Linked DNA regions of Homo sapiens: region 1 is linked to region 2. A link is an interaction called in ENCODE POLR2A ChIA-PET data of the cell type or tissue named here. Cell type or tissue: PC-9. All regions are shown on one strand. Each heading gives the region's core, and the rest is flanking DNA. Links, peaks and the distances in the headings are about the cores only.

What was found. Peaks named below come from ENCODE experiments on the same cell type or tissue, not always from the same donor. Only the 100,000 strongest peaks of a DNase experiment are listed, where the experiment ranks them.
Region 1: POLR2A ChIA-PET joins it to region 2 with 10 read pairs; 4 of 35 experiments call an interaction of 5 or more read pairs at or near these places.

The regions. Positions count from the first base shown.
Region 1 is chr14:20,973,363-20,976,281 of GRCh38, forward strand. No RefSeq gene overlaps it. Among named protein-coding and RNA genes, the nearest start is that of METTL17, 15 kb to the right of the region's middle. In PC-9, for the core only: no CTCF peak of the experiment used is centred there; a DNase peak (open chromatin) is centred at 1,749.
Region 2 is chr14:20,879,439-20,882,357 of GRCh38, forward strand. All of the region lies in intron 1 of LOC100507513 (a long non-coding RNA gene), which reads right to left. Among named protein-coding and RNA genes, the nearest start is that of RNASE3, 10 kb to the right of the region's middle. In PC-9, for the core only: no CTCF peak of the experiment used is centred there; no DNase peak of the experiment used is centred there.

The DNA of each region.
Region 1 (2,919 bases), core at 240-2,739, 94 kb after region 2:
CCCAAAGTGCTGGGATTATAGGCATGAACCAACATGCCCAGCCTGAGAAGGTTTTCTAAGTGCTGGGCCTTAGAAGAAGAGAATCTTGTCCAGGAGATGATTAGAAAGAGGGTCCACATATGAGCTGTGTTATTTGTTCTAGAGGAGGGAGTGAAGCGATGGAGAGGAGAGCATCTACATCCTTCAGATGAAAGGAAGCTCCCTTCCCCTGATCCCAGACCCCAGATCCTCAGGATTTCACATTCTCCCCATCTCTCCTCACTCCTCCAAGTACTCACCTGAGGAACTCACTCTGTCACATCCTTCTTCCTCTGACGCACCCAACACCATTGCCTCCCCGCTCTACCCTGAGTCTGCACATTCTCCTGAAGAGCTCCACAGCTTACACACAGACACACCTCATTTTTTTAACTGCCACATAGTACTAAGGGAATCCCAATAGTAAGGAATTATATGTTTAATTCCCAGTTCTAGCACTAATTTTCTATGAGGACTACCATTCTGGTCCTCAGCTATGAAATGTAGCTTGGAATAAAGGACCTCACAAATTCCTTCTAGCTCGGACTCTTGTAGTTCTTTGAAGCCCTCATAAGGAGTGTGTGTGTGTGTGTGTGTGTGTGTGTGTGTGTGTGTGTGTGTGTAGAGGAATGTCTACGGAAAATGCAATCTACATTTCTGAAATTTTTTACTATGTAGATCTGTTTTTCTTAAAATACTATACCTAAATCCAGAAAAAAATCACCTGATTAACTAAAATAAAATTATTGTCCTATATATACATGTATGTATGTATGTTATTATTGCTGTTGTTGCTACCTTAAGACTATCAAGAAAAACATTTAACTATTACATTGCAGTCAACACAGAAATCCCTATTTCTTTTCCCTTCTTCAATAGAGCAAGAGAAAATGTTAGCACAGAAGACAGTAAGATGATCTTACACCTCTGAGATTATTTAGGTTTGAGGTTAGTACACTGGGGGATATCAATCAGCAAACAGTAATGTAGTCATTCCCATCCTTAGCTGTCTCTATCAGCTTCACCTACCTCATCTAATAGGAAAACAGGAGACCTAAAAGTCATTAAACCTAAGAGGAAACTTTGATGAGTGCTTTACTGCCTAAAATATCTCAGCATCATTCAAAATGTTTATCCCTCATGGTTTTGCAAGGAGTGTTGGAAATAAGGAAGCCACTCCCTCTTTGGCACACCTATTTCACATAAGGTAATTGGGATTAAGCCTCACAACATGGTCCAGTAGGTAACACTCTACATACTTTTCTAGAGCTGATACAGGCTTTCGTCTGTGTCCACGATCTAAGGTCACCCACCATCAGGCTTATGTTTGCGTATCATGCAGGGTTTTAATGTTTCCCTTGTAGAAAAGAGAAAACGCCAGGCGTGGTGGCTCACGCCTGTAATCCCAGTACTTTGGGAGAACGAGGCGGGTGGATCACCTGAGGTCAGGAGTTTGAGACCAGCCTGGCCAACCTGGTGAAACCCCGTCTCTACTAAAAATACAAAAATTAGCTGGGTGTGTGGTGGTGGGTGCCTGTAATCCCAGCTACTCGGGAGGCTGAGGCAGGAGAATCATTTGAACCCAGGAGGCAGAGGTTGCAGTGAGCAGAGATCGCCCCATTGCACTCCAGCCTGGGTGACAGAGCGAGACTCCATCTCAAAAAAAAAAGAAAGAAAAGAAAAAAAAAAGAAAAGAGAAAACAAGGGCTGAGTCTGAGATCACAAGGTTGGTGAATAGCAGAGCTGTGAGTCAGACTCTGATATGTTTTTTTTTTTTTTTTTTTTGAAACGAGGTCGTGCTCTGTCACCCAGGCTGGAGTGCAGTAGTGGGATCATAGCTCACTGCAGCCTCAACCTCCCGGGCTCAAACAATTCTTCATTTAACCACAGATTTGATGTACTGATTATTCATTTACATTAAAATAAATATATAACAACGAACACTTTAAATGTGTATCTGCATACCCTAACATCGGCTATCTCACTTACCATCAGCTGTACATGCTTCATTTTTTCACATACAGCTTTATCTTGAACTTTAACTTAAAAAATTCCACCTGGAAAATGCTTTCACAGTAAAAGACCCAAGGACAGTATAAAAAAATGAATCCCAAGGCCAAAGATTTGGTCATATTTATCCAATTCTGTTCAAAAGAGAGGCTGAACAGGCAGGCTCTATATACTCATCATTGTGAAAATGACAAAATTGTTTACTAGGACAGTTCCTCATATTTTTCATGGAGTTAACAAAAAAAGTAATTCTTGTTTTTTCTTTTTGCTCTGATTCCTTGAATAAAGTAGTATATTAAAATGTGATTTTCAGCAGGGCATGGTGGCTCGTGCCTGTAATCCTAGCACCCTGGGAGGCTGAGGCAGGAGGATCACCTGAGGTCAGGAGTTTGAGACCACCCTGGCCAACATAGTAAAACCCCGTCTTTACTAAAAATACAAAAACTAGCCAGGTATGGTGGCGGGCGCCTGTAGTCCCAGCTACCTGGGAGCCTGAGGCATGAAGATCACTTGAACCTGGTAGGCGGAGGTTGCAGTGAGCCAAGATCATGCCACTGCACTCCAGCCTGGGTGACAGAGCGAGACTCTTTCTCAAAAAAAAACAAAAACAAAACAGGAGGTGATTCTCTGAGAGTCTCTCTGAGCCCACTCTGGTTCAGGAGGCTGCCCAGTTCAAAAACAAACAAAAAAAGGTGGTTTTCTGTGTCTCAGATTTAGTAAGTGTTCCCAATAAACAGGGCCCAATGGCCGGGCGCGGTGGCTCACACCTGTAATCCCACCACTTTGGGAGGCCGAGACAGGTGGATCACGGGTTCAAGAGATCAAGACCATCTTGGCCAACAGGGTGAAACCCCATCTCTACTAAAAATACAAAAATTAACTGGGCATGGT
Region 2 (2,919 bases), core at 300-2,799:
TCTTGTGGTTCTGTCATTTCCTCATCCATTTAATGTAGCTGGCAAACAGAATAGAAGGTGGAGAAGCACACTTTCTCAACTGCGTTGGCCATTTTTCACTGGCATGGCCTTCAAGTGGGAACTATAGTTCCTACCTGAGCTGTCGCTTCTCAGCATCAACCCTACACCATGCAAGAGTGAGCATAAGCCTGAGGGCAGCTAGTTACTACAGCCACAGCAATGTAAATGGTGTTGCCAGTTTCCTCTTTGTCACAGATAGGACAAGAATAGATGCAATACAGTTAAATATGAAAGTAGAGAGAAATCTAACACAGAGTTTCCCAAAAATGAGTTAGATAAGACCCAGGAACTTGTGCAAACTCTCATCAGTGATCGACACCATGTCAACAAACTTGCAAGGAGAAAGAAAGGTCAATCCCAAAACTGGACCAAAAACACTTTATCTCCTTATTAGAAAACAATGGCAACATTAATAATACTACACTGCAATATCATATTTAGATGTATGGGCCAGAGAAGTGGGACGTGGACATTAAAAATGAGTCCTAGGAGGCCTGTGATAATTGGGTACTGGCTGCTCAAGAGAGGCCAAGTAACCAAAAAAAGAGCTATCATGTAGGACAGCACACATTTAAGGAAGCCTACCCTGTGCCAGAACGGGGCTGGGAGACGGACTCAAAGATAACCAAGACATGGACCCTTCTCTCAGGAACTGTCAGCCCAGTGGTTCTGGTACCAGAGGGGAAGGACCTCCTCTTAGCAGGTGCAAAGGTGAATAAAGTGATGATGGAGCTGTGGCCCACTAGAGGATGATGCAAGTACAGACATCGGGATGGGGAATACTGGTTGTTTGGAGGTGAGCTAGTTTTCTTTTTGAAAATCATATTCCTGTTTTATTTGAAAAACCAGTCCTCCACCTTGCTCCCGTCTGTGGCTTGGATGGACTGGCTCCACCCCAGCTCCAGTAATGAGCTACTCAGTGTGTGTGTCTCATTAGATGAGATGGGCACTTGTCCCAGTCAGAGACCTTTGCTAGGAATATTGGGAGATGAAGGCAGGACTTCATCTTGAGAGACTGGAAGATGTGGAGTTGCTGCTGTCATCTTACAGATATACAAGGAACATCTGCCTGATAGTGGGACTATGATAGAGGAGAAAGAAACAGGAAAATACAGAGAAACCATGTACTGTTTTCATCGTCTAAGTTCTGATAAGCTGCTCATTAAGCCATAACAGTTTGTTATGGCTTAGGAGAGTTTAACTGTACATTCAGGTTCTTAGGCCCTCAGAAGAGATCAAGTTCTTGGGGGTAAGGGGTTTCAGTTGTGCTAAGTGGCCAAAAGAAGATTCTAGAGAATTTTGTCTTAGAACTCCATGAGCGTCATTTATTCATTTCCATACTGGTAGCCTTTAATTTAATATAATTTTTATTTATTTATTATTATTATTATTTGTAGAGACAAGGTCTTGCTATATTACCCAGACCGTTCTTGAACTCCTGGGCTCAAGTGATCCTCCCACCTTGGTCTCCCAAAGTGCTGGGTTTACAGCATGAGCCACCATACCTAGCCATGGGTAACATTTTAAAATAAAGTAGTCAAAATAGATCTCCTTGAGAAAATTATTATTATTATTATTATTTGAGATGGAGTCTAGCTCTGTTGCCAGGCTGGAGTGCAGTGGCGCGATCTCTGCTCACCACAACCTCTGCCTCCCAGGTACAAGTGATTCTCCTGCTTCAGCCTCCGGAGTAGCTGGGATTACAGGCATGCACCATCACGCCTGGCTAATTTTGTATTTTTAGTACAACAGGGGTTTCACCATGTTGGCCAGATGATCTCCATCTCCTGACCTCATGATGTGCCCACCTTGCTCTCCCAAAGTGCTAGGATTACAGGCGTGAGCCACCGCGCCCAGCTGAGAAAATTATTTTTAAGCAAAGACTTAGAGAGAGAGGAAGTTAGCTATGCACATTGTGGGTGCGGTGTGGTTAGGGTGGCCCTGAGATAGAGATATGCCTGGTGTGTTTACGGAACAGCTAAGAGGACAGGGAACTAGAGGAAATTGAGTGGGAAGGAGAAGAGTAGGAGATTAGTTTTGAAAAGCAAATGGTTTGGGAATATGGATCATGTAAGAGCACATGAGATTTTATAAGGATTTCATTTTACTCAGGGTGAAATGAAGAAGCACTAAAAGATTTTGAGTAGAGTTTCATGATCTGACTTATGTTTTAAAAGGACCCTCTAGCTGCTTGGGCTATCAGTGGTGGAAGCAGGAAGGCCAATGAGAATGCTTTTCCAGTAATTCTAGTGAAAGGTGATGGTGGCTCAGAACGGTGGTAGCAGTGAAGGCCATGAGAAGTGGCCAGATTCTGTGTGTGATTTGAAGGCAGAAAAAGACTTCTCTGACAGGTTGGATGTGGGATATACGAGAAAAGAAGGTTATTCAACAATTAGAGAAAATGGACTTACCTTCTCTTGAGATGAGGAATACTGAGGGAGGAACAACTTCGGGGGAAGAGTAGGAAAAGATGATCAGTGTTTCCTGGGGACATGCTAGGTTTGATATACTTATTAGACATTTAAGAAGAAATGTCACATAGAAAGTTGCTGTACAAGTATAGGGTTCAGGAGAGAGAGGTGTACTGAAGATTTGGGCATTGTTAGAAAATTAATGATATTAAAAGTGTAGAGGTAGAAAAAGTATGATATCTCTCCTCTCCCCTCATAAGGGTCTGACACTCCTATAGCAAAAGACAGGTTAACAAGAGAAAAGCATAACAAATTTACTTAAAGTTTTATGTGACTCAGAAACCTTCAGAATGAAGACCCAAAGACCCAGGCAAAACTGTCTAGATTTATGCTCAGGTTCAGTGAAGGATGGACAGCCATGTAGCAATGTAATTGGACAAAAAGGGTA